Linked DNA regions of Mus musculus: region 1 is linked to region 2. Evidence: chromatin loops called from intact Hi-C (ENCODE). Cell type or tissue: heart. All regions are shown on one strand. Links, peaks and the distances in the headings refer to the core of each region. The heading gives the core; the rest is flanking DNA.

Region 1 (16,441 bases), core at 1,543-9,542, 130 kb before region 2:
ACCTGGTCCTAAAAGTCCTTTAAAGTTCTAATTTTGGACTTGTGGTTGTGGCTGAGAGTAATAACCACACTAAAAACCAACGCTGTGGGCTTGATCTCCAGTATCAAAAACAGCAGAACATGGCCTTGTGTCACGGTGTACACCTGTCATTCCAACAGTTAGGCAGTTGAGTTCACAGGCAGAACTTGCCTCCCACTCTGCCTCCCACTCTATATCTCAGATCTGCTCCTGCCAGAGCTCTTGAACGATGCCCAGGCAGAGGTGGTTGGTTGGGGTTTTTTTGGTTTGTTTGGTTTTTTTTAAAAACCAGCTGCTATATTTGCATTGCATTTGTTTGCTTTAAAACTGGTTTTCCCAGGGCTGGAGAGATGACATACTGCTCTTGCAGATGTCTTGAGTAAGTTTCCCAACATGCACATCTGGAAGTTCACAACCATCTGTAACTCCAGCTCCAAGGAAGCTGATGCCTCTCCGGGACTCAAGTGCACACACCCACACACAGACACACAGACATGGTCAAGTGCACACACCCACACACAGACACACAGACATGGTCAAGTGCACACACCCACACACAGACACACAGACATGGTCAAGTGCACACACAGACACACAGACACACAGACATGGTCAAGTGCACACACAGACACACAGACACACAGACATGGTCAAGTGCACACACAGACACACAGACATGGTCAAGTGCACACACCCACACACAGACACACAGACATGGTCAAGTGCACACACCCACACACAGACACACAGACATGGTCAAGTGCACACACCCACACACAGACACACAGACATGGTCAAGTGCACACACCCACACACAGACACACAGACATGGTCATAATTCAAAGTCAAAATGAATCCTAAAAGTAGTTTCCAGAATCTGGACCTGATCATGCTGTCATTGTTGATATCTGCAAGTTCACAGAAAACTTTTATGAGGTAGTTCACTAGCTCACACAGGCTTGATTGCTATAATCCCAATAGCCAGGAGGCTGAGGAGAAAAGGGCACTGCAGACAACACAGTGAGTCCCAGGGCAGTCAGGGCTCTGGAGAAAAATCTCCTCTCTCTCTCTCTCTCTCTCTCTCTCTCTCCTCTCTCTCTCTCTCTCTCTCTCTCTCTCTCTCTCTCTCTCTCTCTGTCTCTCTCTCTCACACACACACACACACATATATATTTTTTTTTCTTCTAACTTGCTTTGTCCCTTTCACTTTTTATAAGCAACTTCTATTGGAAAGCATCACACAGCCAGGGCTGACTCACACCAGGGTGTCGAGCCGTGCAGAGCATTTAGAAATGCCCTGCCTGCACAGCTGCCTCCCCTTGGGTTAGGCGTGACCTCGGATCCAGTGTCTGGACAGAGGATTCCTTCCACTGCTCCCGTCCTCCCCAGACCAGGAGGCAGGCTTGCTCTTTTCCTTGTTTCCCTGCACTGTGGACTCTAAGCACGTCCTCACCCACCTGCTGCGGGACCCCAGCCGGTGCCGGGACCCCACCCTCCGGGACCCCACCCTCCACCGCTGCCTCCAGGCCTGAGTGTCCTACCTTCACGATGCTCCTCAGCTCCAGGTCATCCTGCTCCAGCTTCTTCCGGGTCTTCTCCTTTTCTATCCGGTCCTCAATAATGACCTGCTCGTACTCCCGGATCTGCACAAGGACACGGACACAGGAGCAGGGCAGGCCACAGCCCAGCCAGCCCTGCGTGCCCGTAACTCTAGACAGAGACGGGAGACTGACCAAAGTTCAAACTCAATCTCGCCACACAGCAAGTGTATGTCTCAAACAAACAAACAAAATCCTGCTGGATTTCCACTAATTTCCACTGTAATAATGTATTCACATTATATAAATATTCCTCAACTTTTTTTTTTTTCAATTTAAACAATTCAAGCCGGGCAGTGGTGGCGCACACCTTTAATCCCAGCACTTGGAAGGCAGAGACAGACGGATTTTTGAGTTCCAGGCCAGCCTGGTCTACAAAGTGAGTTCCAGGACAGCCAGGGCTATACAGAGAAACCCTGGCTTGAAAAAAACAAAAAAACAAAACAACAACAAAAAATATCTCTCTCTCTCTCTCTCTCTCTCTCTCTCACACACACACACACATTGGTATCCTCCACATAATACTTTTAAAACTTTAATAGATATACATATGCAAATAGCCATGTTTTAAACTAGAAATTTAGGAACTTCAACATCAACCCAATGATGACGTCAAATTTTTAGAAACCAACATATAAATTGTCTTTAAAGATCATAAAATTGTCTTTTGTTTAATGCAGCATCTCTCTGAAGGAGTTTTAAATAATTTCTACCTAGAACTTAAGAAAAGTCTCTGGCCTGATCACTTCTGTGATCTCAGCATGCGGAAGGCTGAGATAGGAAGATCACTACATAGTAAGTTCCAGGGTAACCTGAACTACAAAGACTCGGTCTCAAAAAATAAAAGTGTGCTTGCAATAGAATCATTCCAGCACCAATGCCGTACGCACTCACTCGGTCATTGTCATCAGTAAAGAACCACGTTTACTCTGGTGGTTTACTCTGCTTTTGACTAAAACTGTCTTCCCAGACTCCCTCACTCCCACTCATATCCCAGTCACCCTGCCACCCCTTACCATCTTTGCCAGGTCTTGCAGGTGTACCAGGTCACTGGCCTTGGCAGCCTTGAGAGCATTTAACTCGTTCTGCTTTGCTTCTGTGTCTTTGTCAAATTTCTCCATCCAGAACTCTAGCTTCTCCTCAAGTTTCTACTTGGAAAAACACATTAAGACATGGTTCCCACCAGATATAAAATAACAGGACCGCAGGATGCCAGTTAGAGCAAGCTAGACCAAGCAAATTTTCCTACAGAGATCTGATCACAACAGACTTGGTGAGGAACCGAGGGTGGCCAGCCCAGATGCTGCCGTGTTCTTTGTGTCTGGTTGGTGTACTTTTCTGGGTGTAAGCCACTCCATTTTTAAAGGAGGAGAGGCACCTGTAAACTCAAAGCATATGACAACATGTACAAGACACTTTAAACTCAAAATCCCAGGATAGCGTATAGAGGTGGGCAAGAAGCCCCTCGCCTAGCTGAGAAGCTAATGGCAACTGGTAGCTGTTAGGAGAGGCGAGCTAGCTTGAATAGAATAAAGACCCTGCTGTAAGTTGCATCAGATTGGCTTCTGTGTGTGTTTTGGGAGATCACTAACATTTCCCTGGCACAACAAATACTGAACACTCATCCAAAAAGATAGAAATGTGGGCTGGGATAGTTCTGCTGGGATCCTGGCCTGGCATGCATGAAGCCCTGGGTTTGATGGTCTGCACCACATAAAACTAGACATGGCTGCCCATACCTCTAGTAGAAGCAGGAGGATCAGGAGTTCAAAGCCAATGTTAGCCCCATAGCAAATTCTAGTCCAGCCTGAGATATAAGATACCTTGACTGAGGGGAGAGGAGTCTTCAAATTTCTAAGTGAAAATAGATATGAATCTAAGATACCAGCCAAAGTTTCAAATAGGAGAGAAAGATGATGAGATTCAGTCTATGAAAGTTACTTGAAGATGTCCGTTTGCAAGGGAAAATAAATGGCGTGTAACAAAGGAAAAAAAAAAAAAAAAAAACAGTGAAGTGTGATTCTCATGACAGTCCCTCAGGAGGCACCAGGACTACTGGGAGGAGCCTGGGCCCTGAAGGCAGATCGCCAAGGTTCAAGTCTGGCACTCAAGTTTACTTGAATTCTTTAGTCCCCTAGCTCTCTCCACTAGTGGCTAGAGATACAACAATCTCCACACACAGCACAGCACAGTGTAGTGTAATAGTGGTAGGCTAATGGACTGACAATTGTATAAAATTGGTTTCAACACAGGATATTGGAAAGGGGGGGGCAGTAAATAAGAGTTTTAATAAAAGCAACAGGATATGCATAATGATTAATTCTACACCTAAGAGAGAGACAGTAAAACCTAGACATGTATAAAAAAGAATTTTTTTTTCTAAGATAGGGTTTCTCTATGTATTCCTGGCTGTCCTGGAACTCACTCTGTAGACCAGGCTGGCCTTGAACTAAGAAATCCACCTGCCTCTGCCTCCCAAGTGCTGGGATCAAAGGCGTGCACCATCACTGCCCAGCATACGATTATTTTTTTTTAAGATTTATTTATTTGTTATTTATGAGTACACTGTAGCTATACACCAGAAGACACCAGAAGAGGGCATCAGATCCCATTATAGATGGTTGTGAGCCACCATGTGGTTGCTGGGAATTAAACTCAGGACCTCTGGAAGAGCAGTCAGTGCTCTTAACCATTGAGCCATCTCTCCAGCCCCTATATAAAAAATTTAAAGGTTACAGCAGGGTGAGTGGTGGCGCACGCCTATGATCCCAGCACTCAGAAGGCAGAGGCAGACAGATCTATAAGTTCAAGGCCAGCCTGGCCTACAGAGCAAGTTCCAGGACAGCCAGGGCTACACAGAGAAACCCTGACTTAGAAAACAAAACAACAACAAATTTAAAGGTTGCCATTGAGCTCAAGAGATGGCACTGTTGTCCTCTTGCAAAGGACCTGTTTCAGTTCCCAACACCCATGTCCACACAGGCTCAGCAGCCTGTAACCGCAGCTCCGGGAGTCTAAAGCCATCTCTGACCTCCTGGGTACCTGCACTCATGCCCACATGCCCACATGCCCACACAGAGACACATACATAATTCAAAAATAAGTCTCAACAGCTACTAGTGAAAACCAGAAATATGTAAGTCCTAAAGTCCAGGAGCATTCAATAGTAAAATACAGAAGATTAGGTATGGTGGAGCATGTGGTAACCCAGCGCTGGGGGCAGAAGCAGGAGACCAAAAAACTGAAACAAAATGGAATCTTTCCTACGAAGACATGTTACAAAACATGACTCTGAAAGATCTGGTAAATGAAGAGCTGAATATCATTCTAGGCAGATAATGTTTCTCTTTTAAAATATGACACTCCAGAAAATAAATAAATATGACATCTCCTGCAAACACATCAAGACAAGAGAGAGAGATATCCAGTCAAGATGGCTTGGATTTTACTACACTTCAAACAACACATACAGTTTTATTCTATTTCTCTTTTGGGTTTCGGATCATAGTAAAATGGAATTGTTTTCAAGCCATGCAGCCAAGCCAGTGAACTTTGGAAGCAACACAAAAAAAAAAAAAAAAAAAAAATAGCCCCAGAAAACAAAGAGATATAAAAATCAAAGTATAGCCGGGCGTGGTGGCGCACGCCTTTAATCCCAGCACTCGGGAGGCAGAGGCAGGCGTATTTCTGAGTTCGAGGCCAGCCTGGTCTACAAAGTGAGCTCCAGGACAGCCAGGGCTATACAGAGAAACCCTGTCTCGAAAAACCAAAAAAAAAAAAAAAAAAAAATCAAAGTATATCAGCCCTAGTGGTTTATTAACACCGTACCATCCCCAGGTAGACTTTTAGGAAATGAAAGATGACTCAACATTAGTGGGTAGATTAGTACAGTCTGTAACTCTACAGAGACTGGAGGGATGGCTCAATGGTTAGGAGCCTATCCTGGTCTTGCTGAGTTTGAGCGGTCACAACCACCTGTAACTCTAGCCCCTCTGGCATATTCCACTGGCTTCCATGTGGCAGATATAAACACATACACATAAACAAACTGTCAAATAAATAAACTTAAGTAAGTGTATTTTACTTTATAGACAGAGGAGAAAAATATATCATCAAAAAATCATATTGATGGATGAAAATAATTCATCTCAGCTGGGTGTGGCGACACACCTTTATCCTGGCACTGAGAAGGTGACTCTAAATTCTTTGAGTTTGGGGCCAGCTTTGTCTCTGTGATGAGTTCCAGGTCAGCCAGGGCTATGTTATGAGATGCTGTCCTCCCACCACCACCAAAAATAAATGAATACTTGGACAAGAAACTCCTTCACATGATAAAATGTGCTCACCAGTGATCTACAGGGTAAACATCCCACTGAGTCAGGTACCAGTCACTGCCTCTCAGCTCCAGGTTCATTCAGCATGGCTGGGCATGACTGGAAGTGTTTCCTTTGGCCACCTAGCAAAATACTAAGCTTCGTCAGCAGAGGGCGCTAGAGGACACGGCAGGAGGTCTGTAGGCTCACTGTGCTCTGGCTCCCTGGTCACACTGCTAGAGCTGTGTGACACCCAGTGGCACTCATTGACCAAAACATTTAACTAACAACTGCAACATTATATCCATTATGACGAGGTAAGATTAACTCCAAGAATGTAAAGAACACAATAGCAAATCTACCCTGTTTTACTTCCACATATTAAAGGGGAAGATAATCTCAATGAATAAAAAAAGTCCACCTTCTACAACCGAGTATTCATCTGACTGAAGAAGGAGGAAAGGAGAGAGGGAGGAAGAGAAGGGGCAGAAGGGAGGAGGAGGAGGAGACAAACATTTAAGTGCACACTCCTATAATTCCAGCACTCAAGAGGCAGGAGGCTGAGGCAGGAGGATCAAGATGAGTCAGAGAACACCTTGAGCTACATAATTAGAACAATATCCAAAAAAATCCAAAACAAACAAACAACAACAAACAAACAAACAAAACCCCAGCACCTCTTGGCATCCAGGAAACCACGCACTTTCTCTAATGAGCCTGAATCTTAGTCATGGGAAAGACTTTCCTTCCACCTCCTTGGTTCCTTTCTCGGATCCTGGCAGTCAGCCCTGTGCTAGCCTTCAGAGCTCTCTTTATCCCTTCTTGGTAATCTGTCCCATATTAATAGCTCATGATCCTTTTGTTAAAGTCTGTTTAAATTGATAGTGTGATTTGTGTTATTTAAATGGATTTTAATCACACACAATTGGCACTAGGAATGAAGCTGATCCCACGCTCTAATTCACAGATGTCTTTGTAAGTCACTTGCCATACTTGCATAGCAGCCTGGTGTCATTAATGCAACAGGAGATCTGATATGGAGTGTCAAAGCAGATGCCTCTGTAGACCATGACATGACAGCTGGAGGATCGGCAGCCCCCGTATAGGAAGGAGGAGGCACACATGGCCCTGCTGGTGAAAGCAAGCAGCTTTCGAATTGGTTTAGCGATTAGCAGCTGTATTGCAGATGTGTATCAACAAAGTCTATGAATAGCAGCAGCAGCTGGAGTTACAACAGTCCCCGTGACTGTGCAAGGGCCAGGCAGCTTCTGCACAGACCAAGCAGCAAATCTAAGGCCCTGTGCTTCAGTCAGGTGTTGGAAGGCGGCGCTTACCTATGCAGTGTCATCAGGGTCACAGCAAGCCTGTGGTTTAATTTTCAGTGGAGTTGGAAAGTTCCAGGCGCTCCTACATTTGTACCTGTCCCGAATATGTCTTCCCCACTGTATATACTCAGTACTTTGGGAAGTAGCCACAGTTCGGCTCCATAGAACTCGAAAACCCACAGCAGCAGTGACTGAAGTTAAGACTCCACTTGTTGGGCTGGTGAGGTGGCTCAGTGGGTAAGAGCACCCGACCGCTCTTCCGAAGGTCTGAAGTTCGGGTCCCAGCAACCACATGGTGGCTCACAACCATTTGTAACAGGATCTGACTCCCTCTTCTGGAGTGTCTGAAGACAGCTACAGTGTACTTACATATAATAAATAAATAAATCTTAAAAAAAAAAAAAAAAGACTCCACTTGTCATCTGACTGCCTCAATCCTGCTGTGACCCGGGGCTGGCTACAGGTTTGTTCTGTGGGTCCCCATGAGTCACTGTCAACTCAGAGTTAATGCTCTCAAGAAGCCAGTGTCTAAGTCACTCCAGACTCCATAGGTCTCCTGGCTTCATGACCACCTTATCTTCGTTGTCAGCCACCAAGTGGTTTTTCAGGGTTGGACCATTCCCATGGAAGTCAGGACCTACCTTAAGGATGCCCCGGAGGTCACACCTGGCCCCCATAGGAATGCGGTCAAGTACAGAGACATTTCTCGCACTCTCCACCAGCTCACTCACTCTTTGCTTCCTGACTACCACCAGCATGGATAGCCTTCAGGGAAGGGCTTGTTCCATTAGCTCTGCCAGGTTGCCACAGTGTGCTACCTAGCTGACGTTGATAATGGATGAATCTGAAGGAGCAGATTTACCACCTGGACAAGAAAGACCCGACTCTCTCACCAACTGGCATGATACTGAGGGCCTCACAAGGATGCTGGAGAGACTCCCAAAGTCAAAGGCTTAGCTCTTCCCAGGACATCTTGAGAGGAGCAGAAAGGATAAGGACCCTAAGTTCCAGCAGGTCCTAAGGGATCACTGAGGTTAATGCCTGGTTACTCTCAGACCAAGCAGGTCCCCTGGGTTGGAAATGGGAGTCACCCACCCCTCTCCTGTGGAACACAGATGTTCTTTATACAGCATAGTGATGTCCCGTCCCCATGTGCTCTTCAGTGTCCTCAGACTGGTGTGCCTGCTGGTTGTCTTCTGGTTAGGATGTGTCTGGTGATGAGTGAATAAATTCATCCCAAGCAGGCTGTCCCCAAGGCTTTGCATTCTCACCTCCACATCACAGGAGGGAAGCCCTGGTACCTCCACCTCGTCAAATGGAGGGAGGCAGCTACTAGGTCTAGTCAAGCAAGCTATCAGCCTCACCACCGGACGCACGGCACCCACAGGAAATCCCGCATGTGCAGCCAGCTTGCCTGTGTCCCAGATGCAGCCCGCACGCCTTGCATCCTAATCTGTCTAGCTAACACCCATGTGCTCAGTGCTTCTCAGCAAATGTTCTAACTTGCATAGAGATCTAAGTTATTTTGAGAAGAGACTGTAAGAACATGAACAAAATGAGAAGGCAATTGATAATCTAAAACCTTCCTCAACTGAGCATGTTATTTATTTATTTATTTATTTATTTATTTATTTATTGTAAGTACACTGTAACTGTCTTCAGACACAGCAGAATTGGGCATCAGATCTCATTACAGATGGTTGTGAGCCACCATGTGGTTGCTGAGATTTGAACTCAGGACCTCTGGAAGAACAGTCAGTGCTCTTAACCATGGGCCATCTCTCCAGCCCGAGCATGTTATTTTTATAATTTAAAAAAATGGCAAATATATATATATATATGGCTGGGAACATAGCTCAGTAATAGATTGCTTGCCTGGCAGACCTGGGTGGGGCCTTGGGCTCAATCCACAATACCACAGGAAGAGGCAAAATCAAAATATTTTCACATTATGGCTATGAAGCAATGTAAGAACAAACAAAATGGGTTTTTTTGTTGTTTGGTTTTTGGTTTTTGTTTTTTTTCGAGACAGAGTTTCTCTGTATAGCCCTGGCTGTCCTGGAACTCACTTTGTAGACCAGGCTGGCCTTGAACTCAGAAAACTGCCTGCCTCTGCCTCCCAAGTGCTGGGATTAAAGGTGTGTGTGCCACCATGCTCGGCTACAAAATGTTTTTTATACAAACAAAATTTAAAAGGTTGAAGGAAAAAAAAATATCTTCCTGAAAGTTAGAGCTGTGTACACATTCAGATGGGCAAGCTGTAAGAGACTGTGGCAGCACATTCATTGGCCTCACAGTATGGCTGCTTTTTCCTTGTTTACTAAATGGATTTTGGGCTGAGCATGATGGCCTGGAATCCCAGCACTCAGGAGGCAGAAGCAGGTGGACCTGTGTGAGTTCAAGGCCAGCCTGGTTTACATAGAGAGTTCCAATCCAAGGCACATGGTAAGACATTGCCTCAAAAGGAAAAAAAAAAGAAAAGGGAAGGGAAGGGGAGGGGAGGGAGGAGGGGGGAGGGGAGGGGAGGGGAGGGGAGGAGAGGAGAGGAGAGGAGAGGAGAGGAGAGGAGAGGAGAGGAGAGGAGAGGAGAGGAGAGGAGAGGAGAGGAGAGGAGAAGAGAGGAGAGGCTGAGCAGAACCTGCCTCAAAGGACCGTTTTTTTTAATCTTTTATTTATTTGTTTAATATTTATTCTTCTCTCTTCTGTATTGTATAAGTAGATTTGTATATGTGAATGCCTATGTGTCTGTGTGTGTGCAGATGCACTCATGTGTAGCTGTTTTACCTTCTTTTAAATTTATTCATTTATTTATTCTGTGTGTGTGTGTGTGTTGTGTGTGTGTGTGTGAGACTGTATGCAGGTGTACCATGTGCAGGAGTCCTGTGAAGGCAAGAAGAGGGTATCCAATTCCCTGGAACTGAAGTTACAGGCAGTAGTGAGCCACCCAGTCCTCTGCAGAGTAATAAGCGCTCTGAGGCACTAGGCTGTCTCTGTAGCACCTCACTGTGTTTTCAGAGACAAGATCTCTCACTATCACCAGCCAGACGGCAAGCCCCAGAGATCTGACCTTTCCACCATCACGTTGAAGTTGGGATTACCCATGTAATCCCAAGCCTGGGTTTTTTTTGTTTTTTGTTTTTTGTTTTTTGTTTTTTGTTTTTTGTGAGCTTTAAGGTCCATCTCAGGTCCAATGATTATACAGCAAACATTCTGCCTGCTGAGCCAACTCTTTAGCCCATTAAAAGATTTTTTTAGGGCTGGTGAGATGGCTCAATGGGTAAGAGCACCCGACTGCTCTTCCGAAGGTCCGGAGTTCAAATCCCAGCAACCACATGGTGGCTCACAACCATCTGTAACAAGATCTGACTCCCTCTTCTGGAGTGTCTGAAGACAGCTACAGTGTACTTACATATAATAAATAAATAAATCTTTAAAAAAAAAAGATTTTTTTAAAGTTGCAGCTAAGTTTAGTGGCATCTACCTTTAACCAAGCACTTGAGAGGCAGAGATATTGAATCCTAGTGAACTATGGGCCAACCAGATGACATCGTGAGACACCACTGTCCTTAAATACAAAAGCATTGCTTTTTTTCAGAAATGTGTAAGTGGATTTTTTTTAAAGATCTCTTTACCTTATTCTATGTATATGGTGTTTGCCTGTATGTGTGTATGCGCACCATGTACACCCAGTGCCCCTGAAGGCCAGAAGAGTCCCCCCAGGAGTTATAATTGCGAGCTGCCATGTGGGTGCTGGGAACTGAACCCAGATCCCCTGCAAGAGCAGCCGGTGCTCTTAACCTCTGAGCCGTCTCTCCAGTGCCATAAGTGGGTTGTAAGTGGGGTCTTACAATTGAGGAATCAAACTCCTGGGCGACTCACCTGCTGCTGTTTTTTAAGAAACATTTCGATCTCCGTGTGAACCCGGTTCTCCTCTTCAGTTTTCATCCTCAGTTTCTGTAATACACCAACACCAAGCTCTCTACACGGCAAAGCTGAGATCCACAGTGCCCGGATGATGGGTGCAGCCCAGACCCCAGGAATGCCAAGGCTTCCTGACAGAGCTATTGTGTGGCTCCACTCAACTCTCACCACAGAGCCATGGGCTGGCACTCCATTATACACATAAGGGCCCCAGAAAAAGCCACCACAGTCCCATCATCTGGAAACAAAGCTTCAAGATTCTCAGCCCAGAGAAGGAAATTACAGCATTCAAGAAGCATGTGGTCAGGGCTGGAGAGATGGCTCAGTGGTTAAGAGCACTGACCGCTCTTCCAGAGGTCCTAAGTTCAATTCCCAGCAACCACATGGTGCCTCACAACCATCAGTAATGGAATCTGACGCCCTCTTCTGCGGTGTCTGAAGACAGCTACAGTGTACTTATATAATAAATAAATAAATCTTAAAAAAAAAAAAGTGTGTGTGGTAAACCATTCAGTCAGAGCCCCTGGAACCCCACAACTCTGGAAGCTGAGGCAGGTGGATCAGTTTAAAGCCAGTCCTGCACTACAAAGTGAGTCTGTGGCCCACCGGAAGAAGAAAGAGGGGGGCATGGGGAAGCAGAGGGGTTGGGTGGCTGGAGAGCTCATGGGGAGGGGAGCTTCACAGCGGGCTTCTCCCGCACACCCACCGGGAAGCAGGAGGCATAGCAACTAAAGGCTCTACTCACAAGTATGTAAGACCCCAGTTAGTTATTCATGTTTGACCTCTGGGAAAACCTTAATCTCCCTCTTCCTCGTGTTTGTTTGTTTGTGTTTTGGTTGTTTTGGTTTGGTTGTTTTGTTCTGTTTTGCTGGCACATTATCATAGCTGACACCTCACTGAGGTGGGAGCAAACTGCGGTTAGGAATGCATGCTGCTCTTGTTAGAGGACTTAACTTTGGCTCCCAGCACCCAGGTGGGTGGCTCAAAAGCATCTTGTAACTCCAGCTCTGTGGGACACAATGCCTCCTGTCTTCGTGGGCATATTCACACATAATTTTAAATTATGGAACTGGAGTTACAAGATGTTGTGAACCTCCCAACAGGAGTGCTGGGAACCGAACTCGGGTCCTCTGAGAGAAATGCATACTCTTTTTTTTTTCATATTTATTTATTATATGTAAGTACACTGCAGCTGTCTTCAGATACACCAGTCAGATCTCCTTAAGGATGGTTGTGAGCCACCATGTGGTTGCTGGGCCTTGAACTCAGGACCTTCAGAAGAGCAGTCGGGTGCTCTTACCCACTGAGCCATCTCACCAGCCCGAAATGCATACTCTTAACAGCTGATTCATCTCTCCAGTCCAAGATAAATTACTTTTTAAAAAAGTAACAGCCCACATGACATCATCAAATCATCTATCTACCCGAGTTTTTCTTTTGTTCTGCTGATTCTTTTCTTTTTTTCTTTCTTTCTTTTTTTTTGTTTTTTGTTTTTTGTTTTTGGTTTTTCTCTGTGTAGCCCTGGCTGTCCTGGAACTCACTCTGTAGACCAGGCTGGCCTCGAGCTCAGAAATCCGCCTGCCTCTGCCACCCCAGCGCTGGGATTAAAGGCATGCGCCACCACGCCTGGCTTGTTCTGCTGTTTCTTGATACTCGAAGTTGGACCAGAATCTGTCACTGAGCTCCATCCCCAGACAGCCTAATGTAGCACAAGTTACCTCAATCTCCTCCAGCAAGAGTTCTTCTGCTCGGTTACATTTCTTCTGGGTCTGGGAAATCTGCAGCTCAGCATTTCTTTTCATATAAAGATTCTCCAAGTTGGTTTTCGCCTTCATCTCTTGTAGCTGGTCCCTGAGGTGAGCAATGTATTCATTCCCGTTCTGCAGAGAGAAGGCCAGGTTTCTGAACTTAAAATTCATCAAACTTATAAATCAAGAATTCCTGAAGGCGTACCTACAGGCTGATCTGATGGAGTAAATGTCTCAACTGAGGTTTCCCCCTTCTCAGCTGTGTTAGGATTAGCCATCAAGGGCTGGAGAGATGGCTCAGCGGTTAAGAACACTGACTGCTCTTCCGAAGGTCCTGAGTTCAAATCCCAGCAACCACATGGTGGCTCACAACCATCCTTAATGAAATCTGACACCCTCTTCTGGTGTTTCTGAAGACAGCTACAGTGTACTTAGATATAATAATAAATGAATCTTTAAAAGAAATAAAGAAAGCCGGGCAGTGGTGGCCACGCCTTTAATCCCAGCACTCGGGAGGCAAAGGCAGGCGGATTTCTGAGTTCGAGGCCAGCCTGGTCTACAAAGTGAGTTCCAGGACAGCCAGGGCTACACAGAGAAACCTTGTCTAGAAAAAACAAACAAACAAAAAAACAAATGAAAGAAAGAGAGAGAGAGAGAAGAAAATTGAGCCTTAGGGCCAAGCATAAGCTTGGGAAAAGGAAGGCAGGATGATCAAGTCCAAGGTCATCCTTAGCTACATCCTTAGCGGCTCAAAGCCAGCCCAGGCTACAGGAGACCCTGTCTCAAAACAATGCAGAGTGCTGGCCAGATGGCTCAGTGGATCACTTGCCACCAAGTCTTAGGATCTGAGAGTGACCCTTGGAACCCACATGATAGAGTAAGAGAGCTGGGTCCCTCAAGTTCTCCTTTGACCTCCACACATGTTCTCCCACGCAGGATAATAAATAAATGTGGGAGGAAGGAAGGAAGGAGAAGAGGAAGGGAGGGAGGGAGGAAGCAAGCAGGCAAACTAGCAAATACAGACCGAGTCTTTCCAGAACCTTCTTTGGTAGTCAGTATTTGCCACAGATTTGCCATTATGGTCTCACTTTAGTAGAAAGAGCAATGGTCAAAGGTGATCCCAAGTCCCGACTTCCCACAGACTCACCAGTTGTATGAAATTGGCCAAGTTAGTTAAGGCCTAGGTTTCACCTTCCAAAAACCAGAATATTAGTAGCTAGTGAGTGACTCTACTCACCCCACCCCTACTCCTACCCCCACACCCACCTCAACCCCATTCCCACTAGGGACTGGTTCAAAGACACTCCTCCTCCCCAGCATAACAAAACCTGAGATACTCCAATCCCTCCCATAAAGTCTATCCGGTACAGATCCAAGTTCTTTCAAAACATACTGACCAAAAGCTACTTTGGGGAAGAAAGGGTTTTTCTGGTTTAAGGTCACACACAGCCCATCACTGAGGGAAGTCTTGGCAGGAACTCAAGGCTGCAGGAACTGAAGTAGCAGCCATGGAGGGGTGCTGCTTACAGACTTGCTCAGCCTACTTTCTTATACAACCCAGCACCACCCAGGGGTGACATCTCCCACAGCGGGCTGGGCTGCCTTACATCAATCATCAATCCAGAAAATGCCCCACAGACAGACTGACAGGCCAATCTGATGGAAACAACCCAACTGAAGTTCTCTCTTCCCAGGTGACTCTAGCCTGTGTCGAGTCGACAAAACTCTGCCACAGTGAGTCAGTGAACATGAGAATAGACTTCTGATGGTTACTAGTGCCTCACAATTTTAAAGTCTCAAAACTTACTGATTAAAAAAGACAGTTCTTCACTGGCAGACACCTACCTAAGCAGTAGACAGAGAACAGGGTGTGGTAGAGAAGGCAGGAGGCTCTGGGGAAACAGTAAGAGTGACTTCCCTTAGCACAGGGTCTAAGAAGGGCCATCTGAGGAGACTTACTTATCCTGACACTTGAAAGATAAGTAAGCCAATTCATGAAAAATGAAGGCAAGAAAGTTTTCAATAAAAAAGAAAGAGCTGGGCTGGAGAGATGGCTCAGTGGTTAAGAATGCTCGCTGACTGCTCTTCCAGTTGATCTGAGTTCAAATCCCAGCTACCACATGGTGACTTACAACCATCTGTAATGGGATCTGATGCCCTCCTCTGGTGTGTCTGAAGACAGCTACAGTGTACTTACATATACATTAAATAAATAAATAAATAAATAAATAAATAAATAAATAAATAAAATCTTTTTAAAAAAAGAAAGTAAAATAACAAAAAAATTTTAAAAAAAAAAAAGGAAAAGGGCCCAAGTTTATGTGAGAGTCCCTGGGCAGCTAAGACCTGGATATGTTTCAGAAACTGAAAGAAAATCTGCATCTCGACTTTAGCACAGGACAAGATGTCCATATTCTGGTTGGTTTTATCAAGTTGTCTAGAAGTCAGCTGGAGAGATGGTGAGGTGGGTAAGAGCGCTTCCTGTTTTTCCTGGGCCCCTAACTGTGTTTCCCAGCACCCATGGTGGACAGTTCATAGCCAACTGTAACTCTAGCTCCAGGGGATGCAATGCCCATCTTCTGTACTTAAGAACCACACACACAAAGAGACCTGCAACCCTGTAGGTGCAACATTATGAACTAACCAGTACCCCGGAGCTCTTGACTCTAGCTGCATATGTATCAAAAGATGGCCTAGTCGGCCATCACTGGAAAGAGAGGCCCATTGGACAGGCAAACTTTATATGCCCCAGTACAGGGGAACATCAGGGCCAAAAAATGGGAATGGGTGGGTAGGGGAGTGTGGGGGGGAGGGTGTGGGGGACTTTTGGGATAGCATTGGAAATGTAATTGAGGAAAATACGTAATAAAAAAGAAAGAAAGGAAGAAAGAAAGAAAGAAAGAAAGAAAGAAAGAAAGAAAGAAAGAAAGAAAGAAAGAAAGAAAGGAAGAAAGAACCACACACACAAGCCGGGCACGCCTTTAATCCCAGCACTTGGGAGGCAAAGGCAGGAGGATTTCTGAGTTCGAGACCAGCCTGGTCTCAGCCAGGGCTACACAGAGAAACCCTGTCTCTTGGAAAAAAAAAAAAAAAAAAAAAAGCACCACATACACTCAGACATAGATGCAAACACAGACAAACATACATGAGTACACATAATTTCAAAAATCACTTTTTAAAAACTGGAAGGCTATGAAAGAGTTATATAGCAAACAAAGTTTGTATTATATTATGTAATATTAAGTAATTGTTTATAACACTGACTGTGGGGAAAAAAAAAAAAAAAAGAGTGCTCACTGGCTGCTCTTCCAGAGGTCCTGAATTCCCAGCAACCACAAGATGGCTCACAACCATCTGTAATGAGATCTGATGCTCTCTTCTGGTGTGTCTGAAGACAGCTACAGTACACTCATATAAAATGAATAAATCTTTAGAAAAAAAAGCCAAAGACATCTGAGTTTAACTCTATTGCCTTAGGCTTCTGAATAGTTTAATTTCCTTCCTGCTGGCTGTCACAT
Region 2 (16,441 bases), core at 3,200-11,199:
ACACCATTCCCGAGGTACCCCACCGGATTTAACAGAACCAGTCTGGCTGCTTCCCATTGGGCTACAGAGGCTTAGTGCAGCAAGCCTCCACCAGGTCCCTATAATTAAACATCTCTTTCTGTGGTGCTAAATCTTGGGATTAGCTATGCATGCCTGTGCTTTTCACCCTGTGGCAGTATTGCTCACAGAACACTCCTCTCCCTTGGCAAATGTTCATAATTTAGGTTTAGAGTGCTTATAAGTGGGCATGTGTGCATGTGTATTTGGTGTATGCACATAGCATGTAAAGGCCACAGGTGGCTGCCCCTTAACTTATTGAGACAGGGCTCTCAGTGAACCTGGAGCTGTGCTGGCAGCCAGCAGGTCCTGTCTGTAGCCCCAACAGTGCTAGACGCATGGCCACGCTCAACTTTTTTCAGTGCTGAAGTTTTGAATCCAGGTCCTCACCCACTGAACCATCTCCATAGTCTCATAATTTTATTTATTTATTTATTTATTTATTTATTTATTTATTTATTTATTTAACTATTAAAAAATTGTTATAGGAGTCTGGAGAGATGGCTCAGCAGTTAAGAGTACTTGCTGCTCTTGCATGGGACGAGAATTCAGTTCCCAGGACCCATGTTGGGGAAGTCATAACATCTTGTAACACCAGCCTGAGGAGATCCTCTGGCCTCCGAGAACACCTACATTTACTTAAACATACCCCTCACACACACATGTATAATTAAAAGTAAATCCCTAAAAACTTGGAAAAAAATTGTTCTAAACAAAACAAAGTTTGCCACTCTTGGCATATCTAAGACTTTAGTTCAGGGTCACTGACTAAATTCAGCATGGTGTTAACCATCGCTACTACCCATAATCCTCTCACTATCCAAACAACAGCTCTGGACCCTGCAGCAAGAACTCCGGTTCATTCCCCTCTCCCTGCAGCTCCTGCAGACCTGTAAGCTGCTTTCTGTTTCAATGAGCTTGCATATGCTAGATATTCAGAATATCTGTTGTTTTGTGTCTGGTTTGTTTCACTTAACGAGTGTTGTGAGGACCTTGGGCATTCTGTCTTGTTATTTGGTTGTGTGTGTGTTGTGTGTATGTGTGTGCGCGAATGTGGAAGTCAGAGGCCAATGTGGGGCTTTCCTTCTATCATGCTCTGCCTTATTTGTGAGAGTCTCCTATTGAATCAGAAGCTTGGCTTTGTGGCTGGTCTGGATGAGCGACAAGCCCTCACACACCACCTCACACACTACCTCACACACTACCCCTACCCCAGCTCTGAGGTTACCGGCAAAAACCATCATGGCCAGCTTTTTTCACAGAGCTGGGGATCCAAACTCAGATCCTAAGCTTGTACAACAACAAACACTTCACCTGCTGGGCCCCCTTCCAACCCCTAGTTTTTAATTTTTTTGACACAAAGTCTCACTACGTAACTCAGGCTGGCCTTATACTTGTGGCATTTCTCCTGCCTCAGCTGCATAATATCCCGTTATATATGCAACTTTTATCCCTCCATCCGCTGGCTCTACTGATGGACATGTGAGTTCTTCCGCTTTCTGGTTATTGTGAACAATACAAACATGCTTCAGTCTGTTTTAAATTATCTTAGACACTGTATATATGAAGACTGGAATGCCTATGTCTTATGGTAGTTCTAAGTTTAACTTGCAGGAATTACCAAACTGTCCTGCCGCCACCCCAGCATTCCATCTGTGTTAGGGATGTTTGTGGCTTATTGATTTATTCGTTCTTTTTTTTTAATTTTTTTTTTGGTTTTTTTGAGACAGGGTTTCTCTGTATAGCCCTGGCTGTCCTGGAACTCATTCTGTAGACCAGGCTGGCCTCGAACTCAGAAATCCGCCTGCCTCTGCCTCCTCTGCTGGGATTAAAGGCGTGTGCCACCACGCCCATCTTGATTTATTCATTCTTAATACAAAGTAATATGTCTTCCAGCTGCATTTTAATAATTCAGTCTTAGTTAAATCTGACAGATAGAGAAGGGGGCACGGCATAGAGAGAGAGTTCTTGTACTGTGAAGACAGACAGGATGGATAAGAGCATTTGACTCCGTGGCTTCTTTCCATCATAGCAAAGGCCTCTGCACCCCAGGGTCCAGGGACGTACTGGGACAGACTAATGACGGGAGCCATCCCTGTAAGCTTGCTGTTCACCACGCTGAAGGATCCTGGGTAAGAGTCACTTGTCCAACAGTTTCTGGGATTAGATGCTTGTGTGATGGGAACGGTGGATAGATACACTGGCCAGACCTCACTGGGGAGCAACTTTATAGCACTCTCAGTGCCTGGGCCCAGTGGGCAGAAGTGGGCACCAGCTGGCCCTACAGTTTGGACCCTGCAGGGTTGGACTTGTACAGTCAGATCTTGGTGACAGAGCTGGTGTCATCTTCATAGGCATTGCCACTTCCCACTGGCTGCTAATGGGTGGGATGAAGTCAGGGTATGGCGACTTTATGGGTTCCCTTGCTACCTTATCCCTTGCAACAGCCCCCCGCCCAAGCACTAGGTAGGAGAGAGAGATGTTAGAGGGGAAAGAGGGCATCAATATTGTTAGACTACTTCCTGCTGATTGTGGGCAAGTATGATCTCTGTAGTCGGGATACCAGCAACCACAAGCAGAAGGAGCAGCAGGAGGAAGAACCCCGCCCCCCCCCCCCGCGCCCCCCAGGGCTGTAGCATTTTGATACTTTCTCAAGAGTTCCCAGAATTCCAAATGTCATATCCTACATTTGCAGAAACTATTTGCAGATGGAAAAAAAAAAAAAAAAAAGCCCCTGTTAGAGCACGAGGCAGATCATAAAATCTACAGCCGTGGACCATCTAAAGCAGTCCCACGGGGGCTGGTGAGATGGCTCAGTGGGTTAGAGCACCCGACTGCTCTTCCGAAGGTCCAGAGTTCAAATCCCAGCAACCACATGGTGGCTCACAACCACCCGTAATGAGATCTGACTCCCTCTTCTGGTGTGTCTGAAGACAGCTACAATGTACTTACATATAATAAATAAATTAAAAAAAAATAAAAATAAAAATAAAGCAGTCCCACATCTGATACCTAGGATTAAAACAAAAACATATATCCCTATAAGATTTCTGGGTTTTTAAAGAAATCAAAATTCCTACTACACAGGGTCTCCCTCTGCAGCCATAGTGACCTCCAGCCATCAGCTTGTCATCCATCGGGACACCACCTCCAGCAGCCATGGAGGACCCTGCAGACACCTCACTGGCTTCTTGGTCCTTCCTTTGGGTCCATGGCCAGTGCTGCAGCTGCACAGAGTGCAAGGTTCTTTGTTTTGTTTTAAACAACTATGAAAGCTGCTACTGTAGGTTGCAGACAGACGGTGCATTTAATTTTTTTTTTTTCCTTGCAGCCTAGAGTTCTTCCCAGCCTCAGATGATAGGCTGTGTTCCTTTTGAAATTCCGGGCCAGTTGGGAGAACAGATTGCACAAGAGAGGAGGTCCTTCTGGTCCTTGTAGATCTTAAGATAGAGCAACCAAAAAAACAACCCCAGAGTGAAAACAAGAAGCGAAAGCTGAGAGGATACGCTTTTCAGTTGATCTGTTTTACTATTCCTCCCTCGTCAACTTCACAAATGTTCCTTGAGCTTCGTGTGGGACCAGCACTCTGTGCTGGCGCTGGGGATGCGGCAGGCAAGGAGGTCTCCAAGCTGGCAGACACAGCTTGGGAGATGAGAGGGATAATGATGACAAAAGACGTCCATGCCCTAATCTTGGGACCTGTGAACCTGTTTGGTGCCTGGCGCCCAAAGTCTCACACGGGTTCGGCATTAGATAAACCATTGAGCTGTATTCCCGACTCGGGTGAAGGTTTTTCAGATATGATATTTTTCTCCATTATCTGAGTGAGTCTGATATAATCACTGTTTTTTTTTTGTTTTTTTTTTTAATAAGGAGCTCAAAGGGTTGGGGATAAGGCTCAGTAGATAAACATGGTGGGTGCTTGTACACACATGAACACATGTGCACCCCTCCCACAAGAGGCTCAGCAAGTAAAGCATGATCTTGAGGTGGCTTGGGGGTAACAATGCATGCAGCAAGCCTGGTGTCCTGAGTTCCTCACACACAGGGTGAAAGTCAAGATCTGACTCCTGCAAGTGTTCTTGGGACCCAGCACAAGCTCCCACACTCAGTCTTACATACACAGCAAGTAAGTAAGTAAATACGAAACACCTTAATAAAAATATAACATTGCCTTGGGGCAAACATTTTTTAAATAGGGATGCAGGAAGGTCACATAGAGGAGAGCTGTGGAGATGGAGGCAGGGTCACAGAGGTTGAGTGCCACCCTGTTGTTCTTGCCGCAGAGGGAAGAGCCACTTAAAAAACACATCTTAGTGGGGGGCTGGAGAGATGGCTCAGCAGGTAAAAGCACTTGCTATGTAGTCCTGATGCCCTGAGAACCGGGTCATGAATTCACCTATTCTGTCTACACACACACACACACACACACACACACTAAATAAATAAGTAAACAACAAAGCCTAAACCCACTTCTGTTTAGTAAGGCATGCAGATGGGAAATATAGGACTTTGGAATGAACAAGAGGAAGGAGCAATTAGAGGTTCTGTCCTGGGGAGGTAGAATGGGCTGCCCTCCCCTCTCTTGCTGTTTTATACGGCACTATCCTGTTCTTCATTCCCCAGGTACCCAACTGCAGAGTGCTCTCTGCCCACCCTACCCCTCAAGCCCCTCGTTCTGTCTGTGTGTATCACCCAGAAGCAAGGATGTTCTGTTTTGTCCCTGCTCAGTCACGATTCATGTCTCTTGGGTAGATCACACTTGGTCATCTTCTGCTTCCTTAGACAGCACAGATAGATACCCTGTGTAGATCCATCTTAGCAAGTATGCTTTGCTTGCACGGCCTCTGGTGGCCACAGAACACTGGTTTCAGGTTTTCCTGCCCACAAGGAGCTCACTGGCACGGGGTGGAAAGCTGGGCATTGGGAATTGTAGGTTAGACAGCCATAACTTTGAACTACTTGAGAACATAGCCATCACTCTCAGGAAAATTCATCAACAGTGGTAGTGGTGGTGGTAAGGGGGGAGTAGAGCCCTCAGGCAAGCAGGGCAGCAACCTGGTGGCTCTGTGGTTCTGTTCTAGGTACATCCAACAGCTGTGTCATGTGACTGCCTTTGAGTTCCATGAGATAACACCATTACAGAGACTTCTAAAGACTCTCCCTTTTCCCTTCAGCCAATTTTAGCTGAATTTTGTTGACAGCCAGAGAATGTCAGCCAATTTAAAAAAAAAAAAAAAAAAAGATTTCTGGGGAATTGTCTCTGGAGAAAAGCTGTTGACAAGGACGCTTCTGGGTACCCTCTGCCCTTTCATAGGACAGAGGCCAGAAAGCCTGTCTGTGTTTGCTGTGTTGACTGCCTGTCTGTGTTTGCTGTGTTGACTGCCTGTCTGTGTTTGCTGTGTTGACTGCCTGTCTGTGTTTGCTGTGTTGACTGCCTGTCTGTGTTTGCTGTGTTGACTGCCTGTCTGTGTTTGCTGTGTTGACTGCCTGTCTGTGTTTGCTGTGTTGACTGCCTGTCTGTGTTTGCTGTGTTGACTGCTTTTGGGGTTTTGTTGATTTGAATTGCTGACCCTTCCTGCAGCTAAGCTTTGAAGCTGAGTCTCATGCAGTGAGAACTAGCCTGGAACTGACCTTGGACTCCTGATCCTCCTGTCCCCACCTCGTCCACGGTGGAGAGGTGTCAGGAAAGGAACTTGAGGTGAGAACTGAGCCTCAAAAGATCCCTTTGTCTGGGCTTCCTGTTTTCTGGAACCAAGACGCATGCCCTCTAACAAATTAATAATCCGAATATTTATGCAGTGAGTGCCTGTGAGTCTGTTACTGAGGATGCAGGTCATCTTTCATCACCTCCTTCATTTTACTATATCATGTGTTCACATTCGAGTTTGCATGCCCGTGTGCACTGCGTGTAAGTCAGAACAACTCATAGGTATCCGTTCTCTTCTACCACGTGGGTCCTAGAGATGAGCTCAGATCACCACTGAGCCATATCGCAGGCCACAACCACCTTCTGAAGTGGTCAGGTGCAATTATATGGACACAGCCTTGGGCTGGGGGCACCTGAGGGAAGGGGTCACATCCCTGCTTCTGGGTGTTTCCTGGTTCCTCCTTGTGTGAATCATTCTTTCCCATGTCTGCAGGGATTCTCAGGAGTCTCCCGGCTGGCCGCAGAGCATCCAGGCTGCCCACCCTGCTCACCCAAGGAAGAGCCCTGTTGTGGCAGAGGAGTGGCAGATGGGACTCTTAACAGGGACACCTCCTCTGGAGTCCGTGCACCTGCCCATTCCTCTAAGCCCTGCATCCTGATGCGGCCTTTCCCTAGGGCAGGCAGGGAGCTGGCAGACAGGCCAAGCTGCTCCTGTTTTAGTCAGGTCACTTCTGAGCAGGGTAGCCAGACTTCAGCCAGCCGTGTCTCACAAGCACAGCAGCACAAGATGAAGCTGCAGGCCTGGCGTGGTGGCGCACGCCTTTAATTCCAGCACTTGGGAGGCAGAGACAGGCGGATTTCTGAGTTTGAAGCCAGCCTGGTCTACAGAGTGAGTTCCAGGACAGCCAGGGCTATACAGAGAAACCCTGTCTCGAAAAAAAAAAAAAAAAAAAAAAAGAAGCTGCAGGAAAAACCAAACACACCCACCCATAGCCTGTAAACCTCTCCGTCCGGTGCTATCTCCATGCAATCTATTTTTGTATGACTCCCTCTGTCTGCAGCCGCTGTTTAGGGAACTTTCAATAATGTATGAGAAGACACAAACACATTCTCCTACTTTAAAAAAAAATCAATAGATAGGGGCTCAACAGTTAAGAACACTGTTCTTACAGAGAATCTGGTTCTAAACCCAGCACGGAAAAGGTAGCTCACAACCCTATTTAACTCCAGGTCCAGTGAATCTGATGCCCTCTGCTGGATTTTTTGGGTACAAAGAGCACGTGTGGTACACAGACATATATGTAGGCAAAACAGCCATACATAAAAAATAAATACATTATCAAGGAGCTGAGTATGAGTATTGGCTTTTGGATGGGGACAGGTGGAGGTCAAGATGTAGGCAGCTGAGACCCCCAGTTCAGGTGGTAGATCCGTTCAGGGATCTGCTACCGGAGGATTTAACTTAGAATGGCTTACAAACTAGGATGCTAGTTGTTGTGCTCAGCGATTGAGTTACCTGTTGATTGGGGGCGGGGGGGGGCGGAGAGAAGAAGCTGAGTATGGTTAGCACACACCTTTAACCCTAGCACTCAAGAGGCAGAGGCAGGTGGATCTCTAAGTCTGAGGCCAGCCTGGTCTACAGAGTGAGTTCCTGGGCAGCCAGGGCTACACAGAGAAACCCTGTCTGGTGGGGTGGGGTGGGGTGGGGGGGGAAGCAAAACCATAAACAAACAAAGATCCCACTGTCTGCAAGGCTCCTATGCCAGCTGTTCTGTACACATCTTTGTTAGGTCTGAATGAAGCCCAGGACAAATGGTGCCTATTGGCATATGGAAGAGCATGCTGGCCCCCAGGCTCTCACTGCATTGTGAGTGCCTGTTCCAGAGTCCGTGCTGGCATCCAGGCTTCTCTCAGCTCTTCTTACCCCGCCCCCTTCCCTAAACTCCTCGCTCTTGGGTTTCCCTACCCCAACTTCACATCCCCACATAACCCTGCCATTTCAGTTTTGCGTCCTTTTGTGCTCTTGGTTCTCTTGGTTTCTGTCTTAGTCAGGGTTTCTATTCCTGCACAAACATCATGACCAAAAAGCAAGTTGGAGAGGAAAGGGTTTATTCAGCTTACACTTCCATACTGCTGTTCATCACCAAAGGAAATCAGGACTGGAACTCAGGCAGGTCAGGAAGCAGGAGCTGATGCAGAGGCCATGGAGGGATGTTCTTTACTGGCTTGCTTCCCCTGGCTTGCTCAGCCTGCTCTCTTATAGAACCAAGACTACCAGCCCAGAGATGGCACCACCCACAAGGGGATCTCCCCTTGATCACTAATTGAGAAATGCCTTACAGTTGGATCTCTTGGAGGCATTTCCCCAACTGAAGCTCCTTTCTCTGTGATAACTCCAGCTGTGTCAAGTTGACACACAACCAGCCAGTACAGTCTCTCTTGCCTCTCTCTCTCTTCTTTTACTTCCTCCCCAACCCCTCTTTTCTCGTGACCCTGTTCGATTGACTGGCCATATCTAGTCTACTAGTTTCTCTGTTCTGGACTTAGAAACCTCTGGTGGTCCTCTCCCTCATATCTTCACTACATGCCTCCTCAACCATCCCTTGGGCCAGTGGTGTCCTCATGTCACTCTGTCTACACACAGTCTGTCAGTACCGTGAAGCCGTGAGCAGGACGTGGAGCACAACGATTCTCTGTAATATTTCAGGTCAGGAAAGCAGAGAGCTCCTGCTTGTCACGTGGGTCCTAAGCAGCGGCCACTGTGGAGCCATGGGGTCCCCTTCCCAGGCTCTATCAGTGGGAAATGCCACTCAGCCAACCCATCCACGTGAACTCCAGATCCGAAAATCTGACTTGAGGCAGAGGTGCTTTCTTTATATTATGTTAATTTATCACATGTGTGTGTATGCATGGGTGAACACACGTGCAATAGCCTGTGTGTAGAGGTCAGAGGACAACTTTCAGGCGTTGGCTCTCTCCATCCACCACGTGGGTCCCAAGGGTTGAATTCTTGTCATTAGGCACCTCACTGCACCACAGCTACACATTTTTTTTTTTGAGATAGGGTTTCTCTGTGTAGCCCTGACTGTCCTGGAACTCACTCTGTAGACCAGGCTGGCCTCAAACTCAGAAATCTGCCTGCCTCTGCCTCCCAAGTGCTGGGATTAAAGGCATGCGCCACCACGGACCAGAGCAACACTTTAAAGGAATGGAGCTTGGAGCATCTTCTCCCAGGACCCTGGGACTTCGGGCTTTGCTTTTCTCTGTGTGGGTGTCTGGGGCTTTCATGGTCCTGGCCGATAATAGCAACCTTCCCCACCATACCAGTTTCCTTTACTCAGAATTTTACTTTACAACCCAATGTTTCTTTGGACAATTTGAGATATGGTACTTGTTATGGTCTGTATATGCTTGGCCCCGGGAGTGGCACTATTGGAATGTGTAGCTCTGTTGGAGTAGGTGTGGCCTTGTTGGAGTAGGAGTGTCACTGTGGGTGTGGGCTTTAAGACCCTCATTCTAACTGCCTGGAAGCCAGTCTTCCACTAGCAGCCTTCACTTGGAGATGTAGAACTCTCAGCTCCTCCTGTACCATGCCAGCCTGGATGTTGCTATGCTTCCCCCTTGATGATAGTGGACTGAACCTCTGAACCTGTAAGCCAGTCCCATTTAAATGTTGTCTTTTATAAGAGTTGCCTTGGTCATGGTGTCTCTTCACAGCAGTAAAACCCTAACAATGACAATATTTTTTTAAAAAAAGAGAGAGTTTTATTTATTTTTATTTTATGCATATGAATGCTTGCTTGCATAAATATATGTGCACCACTTGAGTGCCTGTTGCCTGCAGAGCCCAGAAATGGCATCAGCTCCCCTGGAACTAGAGTTACAGATGGCTCTGAGCCACCATCTAGGTGCTGGGGACTGAATCCGGGTTCTCTGAGAGAGGACTTCATGGTCTTAACCACTGAGCCATCCCTTCCAGCCACCAGGCCTTCAGTTCCCTGCCAAGCTCTACCTCCCAAGGCTGAGGTTAGAGTTCTGGGTTCACCCCTGGCAGATGAGGAGAGGGAAGAGCATCGAGCTTCAGCAGACTAAGGTTGTGGGGTTGACATAGCCCAGGAAGCCTCCTGCCCAACCACTGGAAGGGCATAGCTCTGTGTAACAGGAGAGCAAGCTTCTGTCCAGCTGGCTCTGGGCGGGAGGGGTGGCGGGCGGCGAGACCACATTAAGCACTTCTCGTGGAATTCTGAAAGCTAAAAGCCCCAGCAAAGGAGCCAAAGCCGGGACCGACCATCTGCTCCAGCTGGACAGAAAAGGGGGATTAGGCAGACATTAGAAATGCAGAGCCAGCCGGGTGAGGTGGCACACGCCTTTGATCCCAGCACTTGGGAGGCAGAGGCAGGCAGATTTCTGAGTTCAAGGCCAGCGGTCTACAGAGTAAGTTCCAGGACAGCCAGGGCTACACAGAGAAACCCTGTCTCGAACCCCCCCCCCCCCCGCAAAAAAAAGAAATACCGATCCAATCGTGCCGCTTAGAATCAGCGAGGAGGGTAGAACCCAGGGCCTCACACGTGAGCCGTGAACACTCAAGTCTGAGCTGTGCGCCGGGTCCTTAGATGGGAGCTTTTGATTCTTTCAACTCTGAAATGAGGAATCTAAGGTTCTAGAAGGGGAAGTGTTTGGACAGAAGGCCACGCGTTTGTACCGCGTCTGGGGGTGGGGGGTGGGGGGTGTTGCAAACTTCGCTCTTATCATTGGCCTTCAAACCATCTGTTCAGCCCAGGAGTGCTCTCCAGTGTATTCCCTTGTGCTGCATGAACAACAGCTTTAGCACCAGGCTTCTATGCTAATGTACACGTGTCTAAGACAGCGCATAATTTCCAGACTTTCCAAAAATTTACTTAGCCATGTTCTTTTTTTAAAAAAACCCTGTATCTATGTACAGTCTCTAAAAGAGGATTAAAGGATTCTCCTCAAATGCTTAGGAAACGAGGCCTCGTACTGTACTGCGCTGTTAGCCTCGGGGATGCATGCTCGATGTTAGCCTCCGGGATGCATGCCCACACACACACACACACACACACACACACACACGATCCTGATCATTCACACAGCCAAGCACTGATGCAGGGGCGCAGGACTCGGGATGGAAAACCATCTCCTACAGGCTGCATTGATCTCAAAGTGCTGGAGTCTGTGTGGTGGAGGGATGGGAATGTGTCTAGGACATGGCTGTTCCCTGGGATGAGGGGTCACCTCAGCTTATCTGGGGTCAGGGCTCACCCAGCCTCAGCCTGCCTTAACATACACTGTTTCATTGGTGTATGGCAGGTCATTATCTTCCTGGACGTCACAATCTAGTCGGTGAACCAAGCATACCAGGAGTGATGTGGTGACAGGTAGGACAATAAGGGACACAACAAAAAGAAACAAAATGTCTTATAAACATGGACAGTTAGAAGACAGGCCTAGAGAATGGAGTCAAGGGAGAGCCAGCATGACTCACAGAGGCTGCTACCACTGGGTATTAAAGAGCAATTGAGAACTTTCCAGAGTCTGAATGGGAGAAGGGAGGATCTTGTATGCATAGGCATAGAAGTGAAACTGCTGACTCAGGTGGTTCTTCCTCCCCGCCCATCCCAGGAATAAGACTCAGACTCAACATATATTATAAATACCTTGGCCATATAGCTAGGCCCTTCCCTGACTAGATCATAAAATAACCCAATTATTCTAATCTACATTCTGCCACCTGGCTGGTTACCTGTGCTCAGGTACCATGCGTCAGTCTTGGGTGATCTTCCATGCCTGACACTCTCCCAGAATCCTTTCTGCCTACAGGATGTTCCACCTCCTATTTCCTGCCTAAGCTATAGGCCATCAAATTTATTATGGACACCTGTCTTAGGATTTTACTGCTGTGAAGAGACACCATGACCAAGGCAACTCTTTTGTTTGTTTGTTTGTTTGGTTGGTTTTGTTTTTGTTTTTTCGAGACAGGGTTTTTCTGTGTAGCCCTGGCTGTCCTGGAACTCACTCTGTAGACGAGGCTGGCCTTGAACTCAGAAATCCGCCTGCCTCTGCCTCCCAAATGCTGGGATTAAAGGCATGCGCCACCACGCCCGGTTTCAAGGCAACTCTTATAAGGACATTTAATTGGGGCTGGCTTACAGGTTCAAAGGTTCAGTCCATTATCATCAAGGTAGCAATATGGCAGCATCTAGGCAGGCATGGTGCAGGAGGAGCTGAGTTCTACATCTTTATCTGAAGGCTGCTAGTAGAAGACTGACTTACAGGTAGTTAGGATGAAGGTCTTAAAGCTCAAGCCCACAGAGACACACCTGTTCCAACAAGGCCACACCTCCAAATAGTGCCACTCCCTGGGCCAAGTATTCAAACCACGACAACAGGCCCCACATCCATACAGACCCATGATATTTTCTCTACATGAAACCACATGAGTCTTGTTGGTAAGAAGAGGACAGCATGCCAGGGTAGGGAGTGAGGAACTGTGAGGGACTGGCTTTGTGAATCAGGAGGAGGGGATGACTAATGAGGCCCATCTATAGGGGTCAGTCTGATGGAACTGACTGGATGACACAGGAGGTCAGTCAAGGAGACCTCTCTGGGGGAGAAGTCTTGGTATTTGGTTTACCTTGGAGAAGAGAAGCACCCACACAGACTTGGAGGAGGGGCTAGAGTGTAGGTAGTTTGGGGGAGGATTGAGACAGACAGCTGAAGCTGGAAAGTGCTTGGGACCTAGGAGTTCACATTTGTGCTCTATACTCTTACCATGGTCTAATGGCCTCAGAGCAAGCCCACACCAATCCACATAAATTCCTGTTCCTCGGCTGCTACTCTAGGCAGAGCTAGGTGGCCCAGGAGCTCATTGGAGGAAAACGCCGTTTGTCTGTGGTAACAGGTCCTCCTCTCTCCCCAGAGGAGCTCACCTTTTCAACTGTCATTTAAAAACAACTATAGAACCCCATTCTCACTGGTGATTCTTGTTCAAAGAGAGGAAGGCGGATCTTAGAAACCCATGACCCCCAAGGACCTCCACTCAGCCTCCTCGCCACACCTCTGCTGGGAGCTCCAGTGTTGGGATTTGTACCCCCAATGCTGTTCTCTTCAAGCTCTAGCTGATGCTGGTTTCCCACTGTCTTCCATGTGCATAGCCCTTTTCCGGCTACCTCATAACCATACCTCACAACCAAAGCCTTACTTATCATCTGAGATTTGTTTACTTAAGGCTCCTCTCTTCAAGGCACCACCTCACTGTCACACTGGTCCTGCCCTGCCCTGTGACCTGTGCTGTCTCATGCTGCCTTTGCTTGCCCACACTCACAGTGATGAACTTCCTCCAACAAGGCCCCACCCCTAACAGTGCTATTTCCTATGGGCCAAGCATATTCAAATCACCACACAGATAGACTTGAAGGATTTGCAAAAACAAAGGATGATGTCACATTTAAACTATTGGGCAACAACTTCAGGTGTGAGAGCAGAGGTATCCCTGAGTGAATGAAGCCAAGTGGATGTGTATATTGCTTGACATGAGTACAGCCGTGTCAAGGACCCTCGCTTCAGATCCACATACCTCCTGCGGGGTGAGAGGCTCAGAGGGCAGTGGCAAAGCCTTCCTTTGGCCCGAGTGTAAATGTTGATAGTGTGCAGAAAATACCTATTATGTCTCCCTCTACATTTATAGCCTGTGGATTGCTCTCCAGCTCCCACGGCTGTTAGTTAAGTCTGCCTGCTTGCTCATCAGTGTCTAATAACCCTGATTCCCATTCATCTGTATATAACCCTGTCACCTGTTCAGATGTATGTAATAACCCTTCCTCCTGTTGATCTGTATATAACCCTGCCTCCCATTCATCTGTATATAATAACCCTGCCTCCTGTTCATCTGTAAACAGTGACCCTGCTTTTTTGTTCAGATGTGTAGTGAACACTCTAAGTTTCCAGGGTGCTATGATTTCTCTATCAGGAAGTCCGTTGGTCCCTGTCCCTGTTTTTTGTCCATGTGTCTTTGTCTGTCATACCCTCATTGCTCCAAGTCAGGTCAGTCCCTGGAGCTGAAGAAGACACAGCGCTCACTGTTAGCATTGACTTGTCTACACCAGGAAACAAGACTGAGTGAGAGACCCAGGCTTCTCCGGCTGAATGGTATTCTGTGACAAGTATTAATGTCACCATCCACACCAGGCACAATGCCACACACCTGTAATCCAGTACTCGGGAGGCTGAGGTGGAGGATAGGCACAAATTCAAAGCTGGTCAGGGCTATGTAGTGGGAAAAATAAAGAAAAAAGGAAAAAGAAAAGGAGGGCTGGAGAGATGGCTCAGTGGTTAAGAGCACTGACTGCTCTTCCAGAGGTTCTGAGTTCAATTCCCAGCAACCACATGGTGGCTCACAACCGTCTGTAATGGGATCTGACGCCCTCTTCTGGTGTGTCTGAAGTCAGATACAGGGTACACATAAAAGTGAAATAAATAAATCTTTGAAAAAAATTTTAAAAAAAGAAAAAGAAAAAAACTTGGTGGGCAGTGTTTGCCTAACAAACACCAAGAGCCCTGGCTTGTGTGTGCTATTTGATCTCAGTGCCTGGTGAAAACCTGTGACACAGCAGTTGGGAGGTGGAGGCAAGAGGCTCAAGCAGTTCAAGGTTAGAACAAAATTATTGGGATCAGCTGGGGATACCAGAGGCTCTGTCTATAAAACAAACAAACAAACAAATAAGTAAATTAAAATCTAAAGACAGCTCAGGGGCTGGAGAGGTGGCTCAGTGGTTAGGAGCACTGGCTGCTCCTTCAGAGAATTTGGGTTGAGTCCCAGCACCTACATGGCAGCTCACGACTGTCTGTAACTCCAGTTCCAGGGGATCGGGCAGCCTCTTATGACTTCCTCAGGCACCAGGTATACACATAACACAGACACACGTGTATCAAAACACCCATATACAATAAGTAACAAATAAACAAGACAGCTCTTTTTTTGGTTGGTTGGTTTTATATACAGATGAACAGGAGGCAGGGTTATTGTATACAGATGAACAGGAGGCAGGGTTATTTTATACAGATGAACAGGAGGCAGGGTTATTATATACAGATGAACAGGAGGCAGGGTTATTATATACAGATGAACAGGAGGCAGGGTTATTTTATACAGATGAACAGGAGAAACCAAGACATGTTAGACCTGTTCTCTAATAGGGAGCTGCAAACACAAGCCAGAAAAGAAAAAAATCATTCATTTCTGAACTTCTGTTTTTCTTATCTGTTAAAACGAGAATCCTAAGAACAACTGGAGAGAGTTGTTGTAAATGCATAAGACAGTGGGCTCTTGGGAGTAAGAACATGTCATTTTAAACTACAAACCATAGTGCAAGCATATTTACTGTGACTTTAATTCCTTACTCAAAATCAGAGGTCGGGGGAGTAGGGAGTAGTAGGTCTATTCCTGTCCTGGGGTGCAAAATCAGATGTCTGCTCCCAGGATAATCTGCCTTGCTCCCAAACCCTCTCCTGGCACAGCCTCAAACCCTGGCTGTTGGCCCAGGCAAGGAGAGTGATGAGAGCTTCGTCCTTGAGTGCTGAAGTTGCAACACAGTACCCTGAAACGAGGCCGTGCAGTGGTTGGGGCAACTAATCGATGCCCCAGAACACCTGATTGACAACATTTCGGCCTGGATAGTGTCCCCCCCCCCCCCAGAACCTGTCTGTGGCTGTGGGAATTGGCACTGTAACCTGATGACCTTGAAGGTACTATAGCATGCACAGGCTATTCTCAAAAAGGGACGGCTTGTACAAAGTTAAACAGAACTGCAGGAAGCATGTGTGTGTGGCAGGCACTCCAGAAAGAATTCAGAGCCAGAGCATGGCTCACTGAGAGATTCCCCACGGTGGCTCTTCTCCCCATCTTACTGAGTCACAGTGCATATTGATCATCTCTAGGACTAAACCAAGGAGGACAGTAAAAGTGTGACTCATTCGAGCCGGGCGTGGTGGCAAATGCCTTTAATCCCAGCACTTGGGAGGCAGAGGCAGGTGGATTTCTGAGTTCGAGGCCAGCCTGGTCTACAGAGTGAGTTCCAGGACAGCCAGGGCTATACAGGGAAACCCTGTCTCGAAAACCTGGGGAAAAAAGAAAGAAAGAGAGAGAGAGAGGGAGGGAGGGAAGGAAGGAAGGAAGGAAGGAAGGAAGGAAGGAAGGAAGGAAGGAAGGAAGGAAGGAAGGAAGGAAGGAAAAGAGCGTGACTCACTAAGAATATGGAGAAGTCTGGGTGTGGTAATGCAAGCCTGTATTCCCAGTATTCAGGAAGCCAAGAAGGGAGCTTGGAAACTCCAAGGCCAGCCTGCACTGTGCAGCGAGACCCTGGCCGTCCTGGTTAGTTCTATGTCTACTTGACACGGGCTAAAATTACCTGGGAAGAGGAACCCCATTTGAGAAAATGCCTTCATCAGATTGCTTGTAGACAAATCTGTAAGGCATTTTCTTGATTAAGGATTGATGTGGAAGGGCCCAGCCCACTAAGGACAGCACAACCTCTGGGCAGGTGGTCATGGACAGTTAAAAAAAAAACAAACCAAAAAAACAAAAGCCAACCTAAGGGTTGGAGAGATGGTCCAGTGGTTAAGAAAACTTGTTACTCTTGCAAGCGACCTGTGCTCAGTTCCTAGCATTCACATGGTAGCTTACAGCCAGACAGCCATAACTCCAGTCTCAAGGGAACT

Evidence for each region. Hi-C counts contacts between places; a loop is a spot of excess contacts. Peaks named below come from ENCODE experiments on the same cell type or tissue, not always from the same donor. Only the 100,000 strongest peaks of a DNase experiment are listed, where the experiment ranks them.
Region 1: a loop joins it to region 2, with 7 times the contacts of the local background. A loop is called at or near these places in 20 of 42 quality-filtered maps.

What each region holds. Positions count from the first base shown.
Region 1 is chr16:33,017,882-33,034,322 of GRCm38, forward strand. Iqcg (IQ motif containing G) reads right to left here. Exons shown (of 11, transcript NM_178378.3): 7 at 12,894-13,055; 8 at 11,134-11,208; 9 at 2,633-2,764; 10 at 1,560-1,661. Among named protein-coding and RNA genes, the nearest start is that of Iqcg, 30 kb to the right of the region's middle. In heart, for the core only: no CTCF peak of the experiment used is centred there; a DNase peak (open chromatin) is centred at 6,090.
Region 2 is chr16:33,148,239-33,164,679 of GRCm38, forward strand. No RefSeq gene overlaps it. Among named protein-coding and RNA genes, the nearest start is that of Gm41447, 19 kb to the left of the region's middle. In heart, for the core only: a CTCF peak has its summit at 6,973 (motif pointing left); no DNase peak of the experiment used is centred there.